Regions from separate parts of the Homo sapiens genome. Here all the other regions are linked to region 1. Evidence: chromatin loops called from intact Hi-C (ENCODE). Cell type or tissue: heart left ventricle. All regions are shown on one strand. Region 1 overlaps ELL (elongation factor for RNA polymerase II). Region 2 holds the start of CRTC1 (CREB regulated transcription coactivator 1). Region 3 holds the start of REX1BD (required for excision 1-B domain containing). Region 4 overlaps KXD1 (KxDL motif containing 1).

Region 1 (4,000 bases):
AACACATAGCGCCACACATACAACCACCCCGACAGCACCACACACAACCTCCCCCACACACAAACACAACCCACACACACAACCCACACATGCACAACCCCCACACACACAGCCACACACAAACCCCTCCACACCAAACCCCTCCACACACAAACCCCTACACACAACCACACAAACACAACCCAGACATAAACCCCCACACAGCCACACAAACACAACTCACACATAACCACACACACAACCACAACCCACACAAACACAACCCCCACACACACAAACAATCCATACACACACACACACACAAACACAATCCATACACACAGAAACACAACCTCCCACACACAAACAACCACACACGCCCTGAAGCCTCAGCCAGAGCCATGTGGGTGACCCTGGCCATCCAGATCTGTCCTGCTTCGACGCCACTGAGGTGTTTTTTCACCCAACACACACAGGTGCCACCCTGCCCTGCCTGCACCTCCCTTCCCAGATGTGACTTTTATTCTCGTTCATACAAGAAACTGGAAACACGCTGCTGGGATGAGGGAAGCTCAAGTTTGTGAGAGGCTCTGTGGTGGCCAGGTGCACAGGTGACATGGTGACCCAGAATGAGCCAGCCAGGGAAGCTGGGGACCACACGTCCAGGGAAACCAAAAAGAGTGGCTGTGGGAACCTGAGCCTGGCCTGGGTGGCTCTCCCGCCCTCCTCTGTCATCTCTTTAACCCCCACTGCCCCCTGTGGTCCTGGCCTGAGGCCCAAGTTGCCAGTGGCTCCTGCCCCACAGTGACTAAGGGCTGGGCACCCTCACGTGCAGCCCTGTCCCAGGAAAACCCCAGCTCCACCCAGGTTGGCAGGACTCATTCTGTCACCCTGGCTTCAGGGGAGATGCCACTCAGCAGAGAGCTGGCAGTGAGACCAGGCCACTGCCTGTGGCCTGGGGCAGCTGTACACCCAGTCAGCACTGACAGGGCCCCCCTGCCTGAGCCTGCCCAGCAACCTTGCTTCTCTGTGGGTAGGGGCTTCATAGTGGCCCTTCACCCTGCTTGGATCTTTTCCACACAGGTGTAGACATCTGCCCCCCAAACTCCATCCTAGAAGCAGGGGCCAGGTGCAGAGCCCAGGGCCAGGTGTGCAGCTGTGGCGGGGAGTAGGGGCTGCATGAAGGGGGGTGACACAGGCCTCAAAGCTGATGCTCGGGAGAGTGTCGTGCTGCTGGCGAAAAGGGGAAGACACACAGAGGGCATGGCGGTTGGCGTCCTTCAGGATGCAGGGGTGAGAAGGTGGGGAGAGTGTTAGGAAAGGTTTCCCGGAGCCAGACACCGAGGTTCTCACAGGCCCTGCCTCCCCTAGCACACGAAGCGCTATGGAGCCCTCTGATTAACGGGCTGTTTTGCTGCTGGTTAATGGTTACCAGCCCGGGACCGTGGGGAAGCCAGCGGGATGGGAGCAGCCCAGGAATGCGGCCACTTTCTTCGCACTAGCCAAGAGCTTGCCCGGGTTCTGGGACAAGGTTTGAAACGCAGCCCCTGCTCAGCCTTCTGAATGGGGTCTTGGTTGCTCCTTGGGGACTGCTCATGGGCCCAGTGACCCACGTACCAGTGGGCTGCCATGGGGCCCTCAGATGGCCCACGCACAGCAGGTCTGGGTATGTCTGAGGTCAGTCCCGGCTCCAGGTTATAGGGTGTGGGGAGGAGTTGCCATAAACCTAAGCACTAGTCCATGCTCACAGACACAGAGCCCAGGCCACAGGGGCTCATCCTAGGCGCTTCCGCAGGGCCCAAAGGCCCGCTCTGCCCTTCCCGCTGACCTGACCATGGCCACCAGGGGGCGTTGCTTCCACCACCGCTCAAGTCCCTGCCAGAGTCCGTTCATCTCTTCCCTTTGAAATCCATCCCAAATTGGGGCCTGCTGCACTCCCCACCTGACCCCAGACAGGAGCTTGGGCGATGCTGGCTGACTGGATCCATGAAGGAACACCATCCAGGGGGCGTTCCGACAACGATGAGCCCAGTGCAGGCTCTGTGGCAGGCTGCCGGCAGCATGGCCCAGGACCAAGAGCCCCAAAGCTAACAGCCCACTAAAGTGAAGCAGCTGGCCAGGCGCGGTGGCTCCCGCCTATAATCCCAGCACTTTGGGAGGCTGAGGTGGGTGGATCACCTGAGGTCAGGAGTTCGAGACCAGCCTGGCCAACATGGCAAAACCCTGTCTCTAGAAGGAGGTTAGCTGTGTAGCCACCCCAGGTCTCTCTCAGTGACTTGGGCCCCTGCTACACATGTTATTAGGCTCCAGGTCAAGGCACATGGCATGCTGCACGCAAGGACACCACTGTGTGCTTCGGCCATGGCCAGGCTGCAGTGTGTCATCTGACGGGCTCGCTGAGATGGGGGTTGGGGATGAGGGGCCCCCCCACTGCTCAGGTTGGGGTAGAGGGGCATGGGTGGTCAGGCAGCAGCAGAAGGCACAGAGTGACTGCTGTAGGACACCAGAGGGCACTGTGGGGCTGCTCTGGCAGCAAGCCCAGGCCAGCCCGCCCCTGCCCCCAACCTCTGACCCCTGAGAGAATGTCCTGGGGAAGGTAAAAAGGAGGTGGCCAAAGGGTGACCACAAGACCCAACTGGGGCTGATGGAAGTGTGGGGTTGTGTCAACTGGCTAGGCTGCAGCCCCTGGAGATTCATTATTCCATGACATCCCGTCTAGGGGTGCCCTGGAGGTACTCTGTGGACATGGTTACCATCCACAAACCAGATACTGAAAGCAAGTAAAGGAGATGACCCTCGATGGTCTGGGTGGTCCCATCGAATCAGCCCAAGGCCTTAAGAGGGAAACTGGCTGGGGTTTGGCAGGAGGAGGAAGAAACTCTGCCTGAGGACTGCTCCATCAGCTCCTACTGGAGGTCTGCAGCCAGCCCTGAGGGTTACAGACTCCCCAGCCCACAGTCGTCTGAGCCCACTGCTTGCAATGCATCTTTTTATCAGCACACACAGACACACGTCTCCTAGAGGCTCCATGTCTCTGCAGAACCCTGGGCTGCACCTGGAAGCCCATGGATCATCATGTCCATATCCCCACATCCAGCTGTGCAGAGCTCTCAGGCTGTGGACAGAAATTGATTTAGGTACAACATGGTAACTCTAAAAGAAAAAAAAAAAGTTGGGTGCAGTGGCTCACACCTGTAATTCTAGCACTTTGGGAGGCCAAGGTGGGAAGATCATTTGAGCCTAGAAGTTCAAGACCAGCCTGGACAACATAATGAGACTCCGTCTTTACAAAAATAAAAATAAAATTTGCCTAGCATGGTAGTGTACACCAGTAGTCCCAACTACTTGAGAAGCTGAGGTGGGAGGATCCCTTGAGCCCAAGAGTTCAAAGCTGAAGTAAGCTATGGTTGTGCCACTGCACTCCAGCCTCGGCAACAGAGAGACTCATCTCTTAAAAAACAAAACAAGGCTGGGCGTGGTGGCTCACCTGTAATCCCAGCACTTTGGGAGGCTGCAGCAGGTGGATCACCTGAGGTCAGGAGTTTGAGACCAGCCTGGCCAACATGGTGAAACCCTATCTCTACTAAAAGTACAAAAATTAGCCAGGCATGGTGGCAGGCGTCTGTAATCTCAGCTACTTGGGAGGCTTAGGCAGGAGAATTACTTGAATCCAGGAGGCCGAAGTTGCAGTGAGCCAAGATTGCACCACTGCACTCCAGCCTAGATGCAGGGGAACCTGCAATAAAGGCTAGAAGAAAAATCAAACCATTCTAAGGCATATCGGGTAGGTTAGGGGAGATGAAGAGTCCTAAAACAGGGGGTCAAAGAAGGTAGATGACTCACCCTTTCTCTCATTCCCTGATTTTTCTATAAGATGGTCATTTAGAAGAAAACATATTTCAAAAAAATGAGGGTGCTGAGTTTCTATGAACCTCTCTCCCAACCAAAATCCAGACAAATGTCCAAGGTCCTTGTGTGCCCTAATGCAGCAGTCCCCTACCTTTTTGGCACCAGCGACTAG
Region 2 (4,000 bases), 210 kb after region 1:
TGGTGGGTTCCTGTAATTCCAGCTACTTGGGAGGCTGAGGCAGGAGAATCACTTAAACCCCAGAGGCAGAGGTTGCAGTGAGCTGAGTCTGTGCCACTGCACTCCAGCCTGGGAAACAGAGACTCCGTCTCAAAAAAAAAAAAAAAAAAAAAATCCCATAAAAATTAGCTGAGCATCATGGTGCATGCCTGTAATCCCAGCTACTTGGGAGGCTGAGGTAGGAGAATCGCTTGAACCTGAGAGGCAGAGATTGCAGTGAGCCAAGGTTGCGCCACTGCACTCTAGCCTGGGCGACAGAGTGAGACTCTGTCTCAAAACAAAGATAAAGTAGGGCAGTGGCAATATCCAAGGCATTCTAAATGAAAATCGATATATATATATATATATTTAACATGAGCATTTTATTACCTGTTGTAAAGCATGAATCAAAGCATGTTTGGAAGATGTCAGCATCCCCTCCAGCCATCCTCAGTCCAATAAAATGTGTGCTTGTTGTGCCATTAGAGCCATCATCAATTCCCCCAGCTGACCTTCCTAGCTTCCACCCAGCCCATACTCTGAAATCCCTGCAGCCTCCTGAATATAAACTTTCAATATTGGTGGTTGGGGGTCCCTCTCTTGAGGGAGGGAGGGTTAGAGTCCCTCCTGCTTCCCTGGCTTACCACTCTGCCATCGGGGGAGTCTCTGCTCCTTCCTTCACTGCTGAGTCTTGATGGGATTTCTGGACCCTTCTGTTAGCACCTTGTTGCAAAATAGAGATCCTTGAACAAGACTGGACTGGAGAAGTATGCAGAGGGAAGGCTGAAGCTCTGTAACTCCAGTTCTTTGGGCTCAGGTATCCAGAGAATAGCAATATGCCCATTGCAAGGGAATGGGAAAAAGTAGTCGTCGGCTGGACATGGTGGCTCACGCCTGTAATCCCAGCACTTAGGGAGGGCGAGGCGGGTGGATCACCTGCTGTCAGGAGTTCAAGACCAGCCTGGCCAACATGGTCTTTAGTCTCTACTGAAAATAAAAAAATTAGCTGGGCGTGGTGGCGCCTGCCTGTAATCCTAGCTACTGGAGAGGCTGAGGCAGGAGAATGGCTTGAACCTGGGAGGAGGAGGTTGCAGTGAGCCGAGATCGCACCACTGCATTCCAGTCTGGGCGACAAGGGCAAAACTCGGTCTCAAGGGAAAAAAAAAAAAAAAAAAGAAAGTCGTTAAGGGCAACAGCTAGGTTTATGGACTGAGAGAGCCGATTGCAGGGTTCAGGTCTTAGCTAAGATAACTTTCCGCCTCCCTGTCTGTGGTGGCTGCAGGAGCCTCCCTCCCTAATGTTCTGTGGCTGGCCACTGGTCTTATTTACCGCATCACATTTACCTCCATCTGAAAAGTTCTTGGTTATTTGTGTGCTATGTCTGCCCCCTCTCTGACTGTACACTCCATAAGGGCAGGGATCACCTCTGCTTGTTCACGCCTGTACTCCAGTTTGCCTGGCACATAGTAGGTGCTCAGTAAATATTCCTTGAATGAATGAATGCATGAGTGACCAACGCCCTAGTCTGTTTTCAGAGCTCTTAGTCCAAACCCAGGTTCAACTTGGGGTGCCACCAATCCTTGCGGGGGGGGGTGCCTGGCCCCACCCTTGTGAATTGGGAGGATCTGGGTCAGGCCGTCTCCCTCTTGGGGGCTCCAGTGCCCCAGCCGATCCGCGGTCCTTGTCCAACAGCCCAGAGGCCGCTGTCCAGCGGGCCAGGAGGCGGATCACTGCGTCGGCGTTGAAATTTCCACTCGCGCTCCACCGCCCTTCCCGCGGGCCCCGAGCGCGCGCCTGGGCGCGCGCATGCGCCTTCGCCCCCGCGCCGCGCGCCGCTCCTGTGCGCCTGCGCCGCGCTCACGACCGCCGGCGCGCCTGCGCACTGCTCGCCGCCCGTGGGCCCAGCCGGCGCTTGCGCGGTGGCACGGGCGAGTGGGGGGGCGAGGAGGTGGAGGAGGAGGAGGAGGAGGAGGAGGTGGCGGCGAGAAGATGGCGACTTCGAACAATCCGCGGAAATTCAGCGAGAAGATCGCGCTGCACAATCAGAAGCAGGCGGAGGAGACGGCGGCCTTCGAGGAGGTCATGAAGGACCTGAGCCTGACGCGGGCCGCGCGGGTAAGGGGGCTGCCCGCGCCGACCCTTCAGGGCCGGCGGAGGGAGGGAGGGGGCGCGTGTCCGGCGCGTGCACGGGGCGGGGTGGGGGGGGGCGCGGCGGGGGCGGGGCGCGCGCGGCGGGGGCGGGGCTTGGCACGGCCCGAGGGGGACAGGTGTCCCCACGCCCCGGGCGTCGTGGGCGGGACAGGTGACCCCACAAAATCCATACCTGATGGGGTACAGGTGCCCTGCATCACTGCTCCCCGGAGGAGACAGGGGCCTCTATATCATTACTACTAGGAGGGAACAGGTGCTAGTACCTCGTCGTTACCTGACAGGGGACAGGTGTCCCTACATCATTGTTACCCGAGGGGGACAGGTGCCCCACATTATTACTACCTGGAAGGGACAGGTGCCCCCGCATCATTGCTACCTGGGGGGGCAGGATGACACAGGTGTATGAGCTGGGTGCTGCTTGCAAGCACCATTGGTAGCTGGGGGTGAGGGTGCAAGTGCCCCCGCATCCTTGCTACCTGGGAGGGACAGATGCCCTCCCATTCTTGCTACCTGAGGGGGACCGGTGTCTCTACGTCATGGTTACCTGTGCCTTTACTCCCTGGGTGTTGGGGGAGGAACGGATGTCCCCACTTGCAGAGCTGAGGTGGGACAGGGATCTCTCCCTCTTGGACAGCTGAGGGAATGGTCAGATCCTGTCCCCCAGGGGGTCCAGAGGGGGGCCAAGAAGGCAGATTGTGCTCAGTCCTGGAACTTGGAGTGGAGACAGCTGCCCCTTCTCCATGTAGCCCATATGGTGGGGGCCAGGTGATGTTCCTCCCAGTGGAACAGGGGATGCTGACCACAGCCCCTGCCCTCTCAGGACCAGGGTGGAGGGCCAGGTCTGCCTCAGGTGGCTGGGCGCATTTGGTGTGCAGGGGCAGGCCAGGTTCTGCCAGGCTCCTGTCTGGCAGAGCAGATACCCTGCAAATCTCACCTGGGAAGTTGCTGTGGGCCAGGAGCAGGGGCTTGGGGCTGGTGTCTGAGCACGGCAAGGCACCCGAGTTCCTCAGGCCTCAGTTTCTTGTCAGGCATTCTAGCAAGACCTTCCTCTTGGGGCAGGGTGGTGAGCACACTCTGCAAAGGTGATGCTGAATCTCCACTTTGTTCTTGCAGTGTGGTGAGACCTCTCTCCTGCATCCTGGGGCCTTGGGGAGGGTTTGGGTGGGCTTTGCAGATGCTCGTATCCCTGGTTTCCAGATTCAGCCACTGATGTGACTGGCTCAGGTAGACTTAACCTCAGTCTCTGATTCCTTAGGTAGCACTTTCAGTCTGTGTTACTTTGTAACTAGTTGTTTGTTTCTCTGAGAGATTGTGACCTTATAGACTAGGATTTGTGTCTTCATTTCTGTGTTGGTAATGATTGGGAGCTCACTGTCACCCAGGTACTGCTTTAGGCATGCTCGGTGAGTGTGCCACATCTGTCCTCCCAGCTCCAAGCAGCTACATTCTTGCTCAGGATGTAGAGAAAGAGATGGCTGGTGAATGAATGAATGAAAAAAAAATAAGAAAATGGCCAGGTGTGGTGGCTCATGCCTGTAATCCCAGCACTTTGGAAGGCTGAGGCAGTGGATCACCTGAGGTTAGGAGTTCGAGACCAGCCTGGCCAACGTGGTGAAACCCTGTCTGTACTAAAAATATAAAAATTAGCCGGACGTGGTGGTAGCTACCTGTAATCCCAGCTACTGGGGAGGTTGAGGTGGGAGAATCACTTGAACCTGGGAGGTGGAGGTTGCAGTGAGCCGAGATCATGTTACTGTACTCCAGCCTGGGTGACAAGAGTGAAACTCCATTTCAAAAAAAGAAAATAAGAAGAAAGTGTGCAACTTGAGCA
Region 3 (4,000 bases), 120 kb after region 1:
ATTATTCTAGGAGTAACCTTTGGCCCATGTCTTTTCAGTTCCTTCATCCTTTCGTTTCTTCCTGAATAGAATCAATGAAACTAGAAATGTTACTGCAGATGGAACCTCAGATGACTTCAACCAGCACCTATTATCAAGGACCCCTAAACCAGCCTGCCGGCCCATACCCGGACGTTGACACCCAAACCACCTCTCACGAGGAAACCTCAGCTACAGAACCCCTTCTATGCCCCTATTCAGCAGGAAGCAATTAGAGTGGTCATCCTCCCACACCCCAACAGCAGTTGGGCTCTCCTGTTGAGAGAGGGGACTGAGGGGTGGAGTTGGCAGGATTTACTGGGCAGGTTTGGGGACTTTCACAGAAGACCCCTGTGACTCAGTGTTTTGAGTTCTTAACCAATCGAGTGAAGGATTCAGAATTAACCACTCCAGGCCGGGCGCGGTGGCTCACGCCTGTAATCCCAGCACTTTGGGAGGCCGAGGCGGGCGGATCACGAGGTCAGGAGATTGAGACCATCCTGGCTAACCCGGTGAAACCCTGCCTCTACTAAAAATACAAAAAATTGGCCGGGTGTGGTGGCGGGCGCCTGTGGTCCCAGCTACTGGGGAGGCTGAGGCAGGAGAATGGCGTGAACCCGGGAGGCAGAGCTTGAAGTGAGCCGAGATCGTGCCATTGCACTGCAGCCTGGGCGACAGAGCGAGACTCTGTCTCACTAAAAAAAAAAAAAAAAAAAAACAAAAAAAAAAAACACTCCAGAGGAGGATTGAAAAAAGAACCACTCTCAATGGACAAAAAGAAAGGGGAGGGGTAACATAGGGATATGAGCCCTAGCCACCGGAGCCAGCAACGGCAACCCTTCCGGGTCCCCTTCCAGCATGTGGAAGCTTTCCTTTCGCTTTGTTCAATAAACTGCCCTGCTGCTCACTCTCCTGGTCCGTGGACTCTTTTTGATCTGTAACACACACCGCGAAGGTCCACAGCTTCATTCTTCAAAGTTAGCGAGACCACGAACCCATCGGCAAGAAAAACTCCCAACTCACTAACAGCCTAGTCCCTTCCCCCTTAAAGGCTGGTGTCTGTCACCCCATACCTGAGCTGGTCCCTCTTCACTAAGTCAGGCTACCAGCATCTTCCTGCTCCTCCGGCTGGGCCCCTGGAGGAGGAAGCTTTCCAAAGCTCTGTCTAGCCCATGTATCCCTCCAGCAGGAAGCTCCAAGGCCTCCTCTGTACTTTGAGGTCGTTCTGGCCCCTGCTATGCTCCAGGCTCAGGGCTATTACACAAGACACCCAATTCAACTCGGTGGGCTGTTGACACCGTCCCTGTCACTGAATCTTGTCTTCACCCCTGTGATTCTCTGAAGAGCCAGTGAATCTCTGTTAATGTTGGTGGAGTTCCAGCCACTGCACTTTTTTTGAGGCAGACTCACTGTGGCTCCGGCTGGAGTGCAGTGGCATGGTCATAGCTCATGGCAGCCCCCAACTCCCGGGCTCATGTAATCCTCCCACCTCAGCCTCCCGAGTAGCTGGGACTGGAGGCGGGAGCCACCATGTCGGGCTAATTGGTTTTTCTGTAGAGATCGGGCCTCCCTAGGTTGCCCAGGCTTACTTAACACTCTTGAACGTCAAAACCCACGCTCAGTACCCGCTTCAAGTGGAAGTCGGTGTTGAGATACAAGCATAGGAACGAACTCAAGGCTAACAGCTGTTCTGTATTCAGAGCCGCACAATCAAGGAAAAACACGATCGGAGGCGGGCCCTGGACGGGAACAAGAAGGGTGGGCTTGACTGGGCGGCCCGCGGTCTTGGTTCCCCTTTCTTCCTTCTGGCTGGCCGGCCGCAGGGTAGGGGGTCCGTGGACCTCCCGGCCTGTAGGGGGCGTCGGGCGCAGCGGAAGGGCCTGCTCCGGAGCCTGGCCAGGGCTGCGCAGTCATGATCACCGAGACCGCGGCGGAGCCTACGGTCCCTGCAGTGCCTGCTGCTGAGGAGGCCACCGAAGCTCGGGGACGCGAGGAGCCGGCGTGGCCCTGGGTGAGCCCAGGCCCAAGCGGGAACGGGCGCGGGGCGGGCGGCGCAGACCCAGGGGCGCGGGCTTCATGCCCCAGCCGTGCCCCCTGTCCCGCAGAAAGACGCCCCGATCCGGACGCTGGTGCAGCGCATCCACCAGCTGCAGGCTGAGCGCGCGCAGGGCTTCCGCCGACTGGAGGAGTGAGTGGGGGCGCGGAGGGGCTCAGGGTTCGGTCCCCCGCCCGCTCCGGGCGTGGGCGTGTTCTCGGCGGGCGTGCCTGGAGGAGGAGCTGGGTCCTTGTGTGGCTGCAGAGTCAGATGGGGCGGGGATTTCGGGGCACCGGGTCCTCACCTTCACGAAAAAGGCCCCACAGCACGTCCCCACTACCCGACGACTCACTCTTCGTGGCTTCTCTCTCCTCCCCAAGAGCAGGGGTGGGCCTGTCTCGCGTTCCCCTGCGGGAGTCAGGAAGCGTCCTTCCTACCTACCAGTCCTCCCCTCTGGTGTCTGGGGACACTTCCTGGGGGCCTTTCAGGTGGTTGGCGCCGGTGCAGGGCCTGAGAGCCTGGGGGCGCGGCCTCAGGGTCCCCACATGCCGCAGAGGCCACCGCCAGTACCTGCGCAGCGGCCCTGACTACGACTTCGCGCGCTACCGGAGCACAGTGCACGGGGTGACCCAGGCCTTCGCCGCCGCCTCGCGGGAGGTGCTGGCGGTGGAAGCAGAGCTGGGCGGGCCTCGCAGGCAGCCGCTGCTCGCCGGCCACGTGCGCAGCCTGCAGGAGCTGGAGCAGACGCGGCTGGGCACGGTGAGGCCACCACCCCTTCCCCGCCGTGTCTCTAGGACCCTGGCCGGCTCCTCTCATGACGCACCCCTGGTTGGGGGGTGGTCCCAGTATCCCATACACAGACCTCACCCCTTCCTGTCCCACCCCAATCCTCTATTAAGGCTTCACTTGGGGATTCTCGGACCTTGCCCTCTGCTGTTCATCCCCAATTTTTTTCCCAAGTTTTGTCCTTATTCCCAGAGCACTCCCGCTTTCTCCCAGCTCCGCCTAAATGCTATTCCAAGATGCCCAGATCCCGCCCCAACAATGCTCCACCCACTCTGGTTGTTCCGCGTCTAGGGTCCCACCCTCAACCTCCCGTAGATACAGGCGAGGGGGGTCCCAGGCCACGCCTCCTCCGTATTATTCCTCCATCACAGCTTTAGTTCTTTGCCTATTTCTCTCTTGCGATCCGCCTGCTCGGCCCTGCAACCGTGTGTGACTGGAATTCCTAGGCCACGCCCCCCATGAGCGACCCGTCTCAGCGTCTCTTTGGCCTTTTTCTTTCTGGTGTTTTTTTTTTTTTTTTTTTTTTTTAAGACAGGCTCTTGCTCTCTTGCTCTCTCACCCAGGCTAGAGTGCAATGGCGCGATCTCGGCTAACGGCAACCTCCGCCTCCCAGATTCAAGCGATTCTCCTGCCTCAGCCTCCTGAGTAGCTGGGATTACAGGCATAATTTTTGTATTTTGTATTTTTTTTAGTAGAGACGGGGTTGTGCCATATGGGCAAGGCTGGTCTCGAACTCCTGGTCTCAAGCGATCCGCCCTCTTCTGCTTCCCGAAGTGCTGGGATTTCAGGCGTGAGCCACCGCGTCCAGGCTTTTTGGCCTACTTTTATCCTGGGTCCCCGTCCCTGGGACCATGAGGCGCAACCTAACCCACCCCTACGGCCAATGCCTGGCTAAGACGTCACTGTTGTTCCCAGGCCACGCCCACATCGCGCTCAGCACTGCCTCTGGCCTGCCTGCTGTCTCCTTTCTGAGAGAGCCTCTAAACTGAATTTCGGACTCTTCCTACACAAAGCACTGCCCCTCGTGGTTCTACCCGGGCACTGCCTTTCTGGGTGCCTCTGTTTTTTCCTGAACATCCTTGGAGGGCAGGGGGTGGGTTCTGCTCGTGGAGACATCCTTCGTGTTGCTCATTCCCCCACCAGGTGGCCCTGCTGCAGTTG
Region 4 (4,000 bases), 92 kb after region 1:
CCCGGCTAATTTTTTTTGTATTTTTAGTAGAGACTGAGTTTCACTATGTTGGCCAGGCTGGTTTTGAACTCCTGACCTCAAGCAGTCTGCCCACCTCGGCCTCCCAAAGTGCTAGGATTACAGACGTGAGCCACCACACCCGGCCTCTGAAACCCTTTCTGATCCAGTAGAAGTTCGTCTCTGTTTCTTGGCTATTAAATGTGTGGGCCTCAGAGCCAAACTATATCAAGATCCTAGATTTTTCCTGAACTCCCTAGGAGGGTCAGTGCTGTAGCCCCTCCTACCCTGGCTGCTCCGGGAAGTCCCTGCCTGCCATTACGGTCATCTGTGTGCCAGCAAAACTGGGAACCTCAGAACCATCTGGATTGCTGGGGCCCACAGGTTGGCTGTGAGTACCTGCAATTCTTGGCTTTAATTTGCTAATAAAAGTGTCACGTCAGAGCTGAGTTTGAAAAGTTCTGTTGCCCTTCCCCACAACAACATTCTGGCAGCCCCTTGCTATGAGCCAGACTCCGGGTCGGGTTCTGGTGACAGACACACCTCTACTCCTTCTTTTTTTTTTTTGAGACGGAGTCTCTCTGTTGCCCAGGCTGGAGTGCAGTGGCACAGTCTTGGCTCACCACAACCTCCGCCTCCTGGGTTCAAGTGATTCTCCTGCCTCAAGCTCCCGAGTAGCTGGGACTAAAGGTGCCCACCACCATGCCTGGCTAATTTTTGTATTTTTAGTAGAGATGGGGTTTCACTATGTTGGCCAGGCTGGTCTCGAACTCCTGACCTCGTGATCCACCTGCCTCGCCCTCCCAGAGTGCTAGGATTACAGGCGTGAGCCACAGCACCTGGCCACCTCTGCTCTTTTGGAGCTGACGTTGTGGCGGTGACAGGCAAACGGGTTAGCTGATAACTAGGATAATTTCATGAAGAGGTGAACCAGTGAAGCAGTTAAATCAAGGTAAAGGGTGGCTGGGCGCAGTGGCTCAGGCCTGTAATCCTAGCACTTTGGGAGGCCAAGGCAAAAGGGTCGTGTCAGCCTAGGAATTTAAGAGCAGCCTAGGCAACATAGCGAGACCCTGTCTCTTAACAAACAAACAAACAAAAACAAGGTAAAGTAGCCTGGGCGCGGTGGCTCATGCCTGTAATCCCAGCACTTTGGGAGGCTGAGGCGAGTGGATCACCTGAGGTCAGTAGTTCGAGACCAGCCTGGCCAAAATGGTGAAACCCCGTCTCTACTAAAAAATACAAAAATTAGCCAGGCGTGGTGGCGGGCACCTGTAATCCCAGCTACTTGGGAGGGTGAGGCAGGAGAATCGCTTGAACCTGGGAGGCGGAGGTTGCGCTAAGCCAAGATCGCGCCATTGCACTCCAGCCTGGGTGACAGGAGTGAAACTCTGTATCAAAAAGAAATAAAAAAACGAGGTCAAGTAGTAAGAGAAGCGGTAAGAGTGACGGGAACAGGAGTCATTGACCTCTTGGGAGAGGAGACATTGGAGGTGGTGATGATTTGCTGAAGCAGCCACACACGTTCAGCTTGTGAGGACAGCAGTTGTTAGGCAGGGGATGAGGGAGGAAGCTGGCAGATCTGTGCAGGTGAGAGGTACCTGTGGCCTTGGGCTCATGGAAGTGGGAGGTGATGGGATTCTAATGTGCTTGGGTACAGTTTACAAATACAACCTCTCTTAGTTTGCCCAATACCTCCAAATTCCTGGGGTGGCACACCTGAGGTTCAGGTGGCATGACTGAGCCACAGTCACACATCCCCACTGTAGGATACCACCACGGTTGGGTTAGGTTCCAGCACATGGCGGTCCCGGCCTGGCCTCTTGGTCCCACCTCACCTGGTGACTAGTGCAGACCACTCTGTTCTTGCCTGTTTCAGGCAGCGGAGGAGGAGAAAGAGATGGACCTCCCGGACTCGGCCTCGAGGGTCTTCTGCGGCCGCATCCTGAGCATGGTGAACACAGATGATGTCAACGCCATCATCCTGGCCCAGAAGAACATGTGAGTGGCGGCTGGGGGACCTGAGCGTGGGAAGGAATCCACAGGCTGGCCAACATTCTTGTCTTGCCCGCCCCTACCCGGGGCCCACACTGGTGATAAAATGAAGGAAATGAGCAAATCTGTCGCTGGCTCCAAAGTAAATTCCTTCCCGGCCTGGAGGCGAGGCCTTGGCACAGGAAGCAGGGCTTTGGGGAGATTTTGCAGCTGCGGATGGCTTGGCGGGGGCCGCAGGGGCTCCTGTCCCGAGACCTGGGGTGGGAGAGTTGAAGGACCAGAGGGGGCCACATGCAGGTTTTTTTGTTTATTTGTTTCTTGTTTTTGAGACAGAGTTTTGCTCTTGTTGCCCAGGCTAGAGTGCAATGGTGTGACCTTGCCTCACTGCAACCTCCGCCTCCCGAGTTCAAGCGATTTCTCCTGCCTCAGCCCTCTGAGTAGCTGGGATTACAAGCATGTGCCACCATGCCCAGCTAATTTTTGTATTTTTAGTAGAGACGGGCTTTCATCATGTTGGTCAGGCTGGTCTCGAACTCCTGACCTCAAGTGATCCACCCGCCTCGGCCTCCCGAAGTCCTGGGATTATAGGCCTGAGCCACTGTGCCTGGCCTTTATGCAGGTTTTATGCTGGTGCGCCTACTTCCTGGTGAAGGACTAGTCTCCCAGAGCCCAGGCTGTGTCTGCACAGTGCCCAGGGTCTCTTGGAGCGGACATAAAGGCCTCTTGTCCTCACTGGGGTTTGGTGCTGTGGCTGCTGAAACCTTGCCCTAATTCAGGCCTGCCCTGTGGGGAAGAAAGGCTAATACCAAGCTTGTCCAACCCTCGGCCTGTCCAACCCTTTGAATGTGGGCCAACACAAATTCGTAAACTTTCTTAAAACATTACGAGATTTTTTTTGTGATTTTTTTCTTTTTCTTTCTTAACTCATCAGCTGTCGTTAGTGTTAGTGTATTTTATGTGTGGCCCAAGACAATTCTTCTTCCAATGTGGCCCAGGGAAATGAAAAGACTGGACACCACTGGGCTAATACAGTCTTGGAGTGGAAGCACAGCCTCCCGCAGCTTTGTTTTTGTGTCTCTGAGCCAGAGGCTCTTCTCAGCTGTCACGACACAGTACAGACCTGATTTCCTTACCTTTTCTCCCAGACCCAGAGCAGCTCCGAGTCTCAATAGTACCTGTCTCTCTCCTGTGTCTTTTTTTTTTTTTTTTTTGGGAGACAGAGTCTCACTCTGTCGCCCAGGCTGGAATGCAATAGCATAATTGCTGCTCACTACATCCTCTGCCTCCTGGGTCAAGTGATTCTCCTGCTTCAGCCTCCTGAGTCGCTGGGATTATAGGCATGCACCACCATGCCTGGCTGATTTTTTTTTTGTGACGGAGTCTCGCTCTCTCGCCAGGCTGGAGCACAGTGGCGCAATCTCAGCTCACTGCAACCTCTGCCTGCTGGGTTCAAGCGATTCTACTGCCTCAGCCTTCCAAGTAGCTGGGACTACAGGTGTGCGCCACCACGGCCAGCTAATTTTTGTATTTTTAGTAGAGACGGGGTTTCACCACGTTGACCAGAATGGTCTCAATCTCTTGACTTCGTGATCCGCCCGCCTCAGCCTCCCAAAGTGCTGGGATTACAGGTGTGAGCCACCGTGCCCGGCCCTGATTTTTTTATTTTTAGAAGAGATGTGGTTTCACCATGTTGGCCAGACCTCAAGTGATCCACCCTGCCTCAACCTCCTAAAGTGCTGGTCTCCTTTTTTTTGAGACATAGTTTCGCACTGTCACCCAGGCTGGAGTGCAGTGGCGCAATCTCAGGTCACTGCTATGTCCGCCTCCCGGGTTCAAATGATTCTCCTGCCTCAGCCTCCCGAGTAGCTGGGATTACAGGCGCCCGCCACCATGCCCAGCCAATTTTTGTATTTTTGGTAGAGACGCGGTTTTCCCATGTTGGCAAGGCTGGTCTCGAACTCCTGACCTCATGATCTGCCTGCCTTGACCTCCCAAAGCGCTGGAATTGCAG

The links. Peaks named below come from ENCODE experiments on the same cell type or tissue, not always from the same donor. Only the 100,000 strongest peaks of a DNase experiment are listed, where the experiment ranks them.
Region 2: a loop joins it to region 1, with 2.4 times the contacts of the local background. A loop is called at or near these places in 28 of 110 quality-filtered maps.
Region 3: a loop joins it to region 1, with 2.6 times the contacts of the local background. A loop is called at or near these places in 53 of 110 quality-filtered maps.
Region 4: it touches region 1 in a loop (2.3-fold over the local background); 72 of 110 quality-filtered maps call a loop at or near these places.

What each region holds. Positions count from the first base shown.
Region 1 is chr19:18,467,942-18,471,941 of GRCh38, forward strand. All of the region lies in intron 2 of ELL (elongation factor for RNA polymerase II), which reads right to left. Among named protein-coding and RNA genes, the nearest start is that of ISYNA1, 32 kb to the left of the region's middle. RefSeq lists an enhancer at 780-1,417 and silencers at 1,581-1,690, 1,731-1,780. In heart left ventricle, CTCF peaks have their summits at 1,804 (motif pointing right) and 2,489 (motif pointing right); a DNase peak (open chromatin) is centred at 1,840.
Region 2 is chr19:18,681,696-18,685,695 of GRCh38, forward strand. CRTC1 (CREB regulated transcription coactivator 1) reads left to right here and starts at 1,985. Exons shown (of 14, transcript NM_015321.3): 1 at 1,985-2,133. The coding sequence starts at 2,008. RefSeq lists an enhancer at 1,375-1,674 and a silencer at 1,885-1,974. In heart left ventricle, no CTCF peak of the experiment used is centred here; a DNase peak (open chromatin) is centred at 1,876; H3K4me3 peaks cover 1,750 bases; H3K27ac peaks cover 771 bases.
Region 3 is chr19:18,586,872-18,590,871 of GRCh38, forward strand. REX1BD (required for excision 1-B domain containing) reads left to right here and starts at 1,927. Exons shown (of 5, transcript NM_001100418.2): 1 at 1,927-2,029; 2 at 2,124-2,206; 3 at 2,542-2,812; 4 at 3,983-4,000. The coding sequence starts at 1,931. RefSeq lists a silencer at 1,755-2,274. In heart left ventricle, CTCF peaks have their summits at 1,862 (motif pointing right), 2,070 and 2,723; DNase peaks (open chromatin) are centred at 1,880, 2,250, 2,700 and 3,208; H3K4me3 peaks cover 2,397 bases; H3K27ac peaks cover 1,803 bases.
Region 4 is chr19:18,560,163-18,564,162 of GRCh38, forward strand. It overlaps KXD1 (KxDL motif containing 1), which reads left to right. Exons shown (of 5, transcript NM_024069.4): 2 at 1,874-1,995. The coding sequence starts at 1,895. It also overlaps a transcript of UBA52 not described here. Among named protein-coding and RNA genes, the nearest start is that of KXD1, 4.3 kb to the left of the region's middle. RefSeq lists an enhancer at 1,941-2,526. In heart left ventricle, no CTCF peak of the experiment used is centred here; a DNase peak (open chromatin) is centred at 2,121; H3K27ac peaks cover 1,426 bases.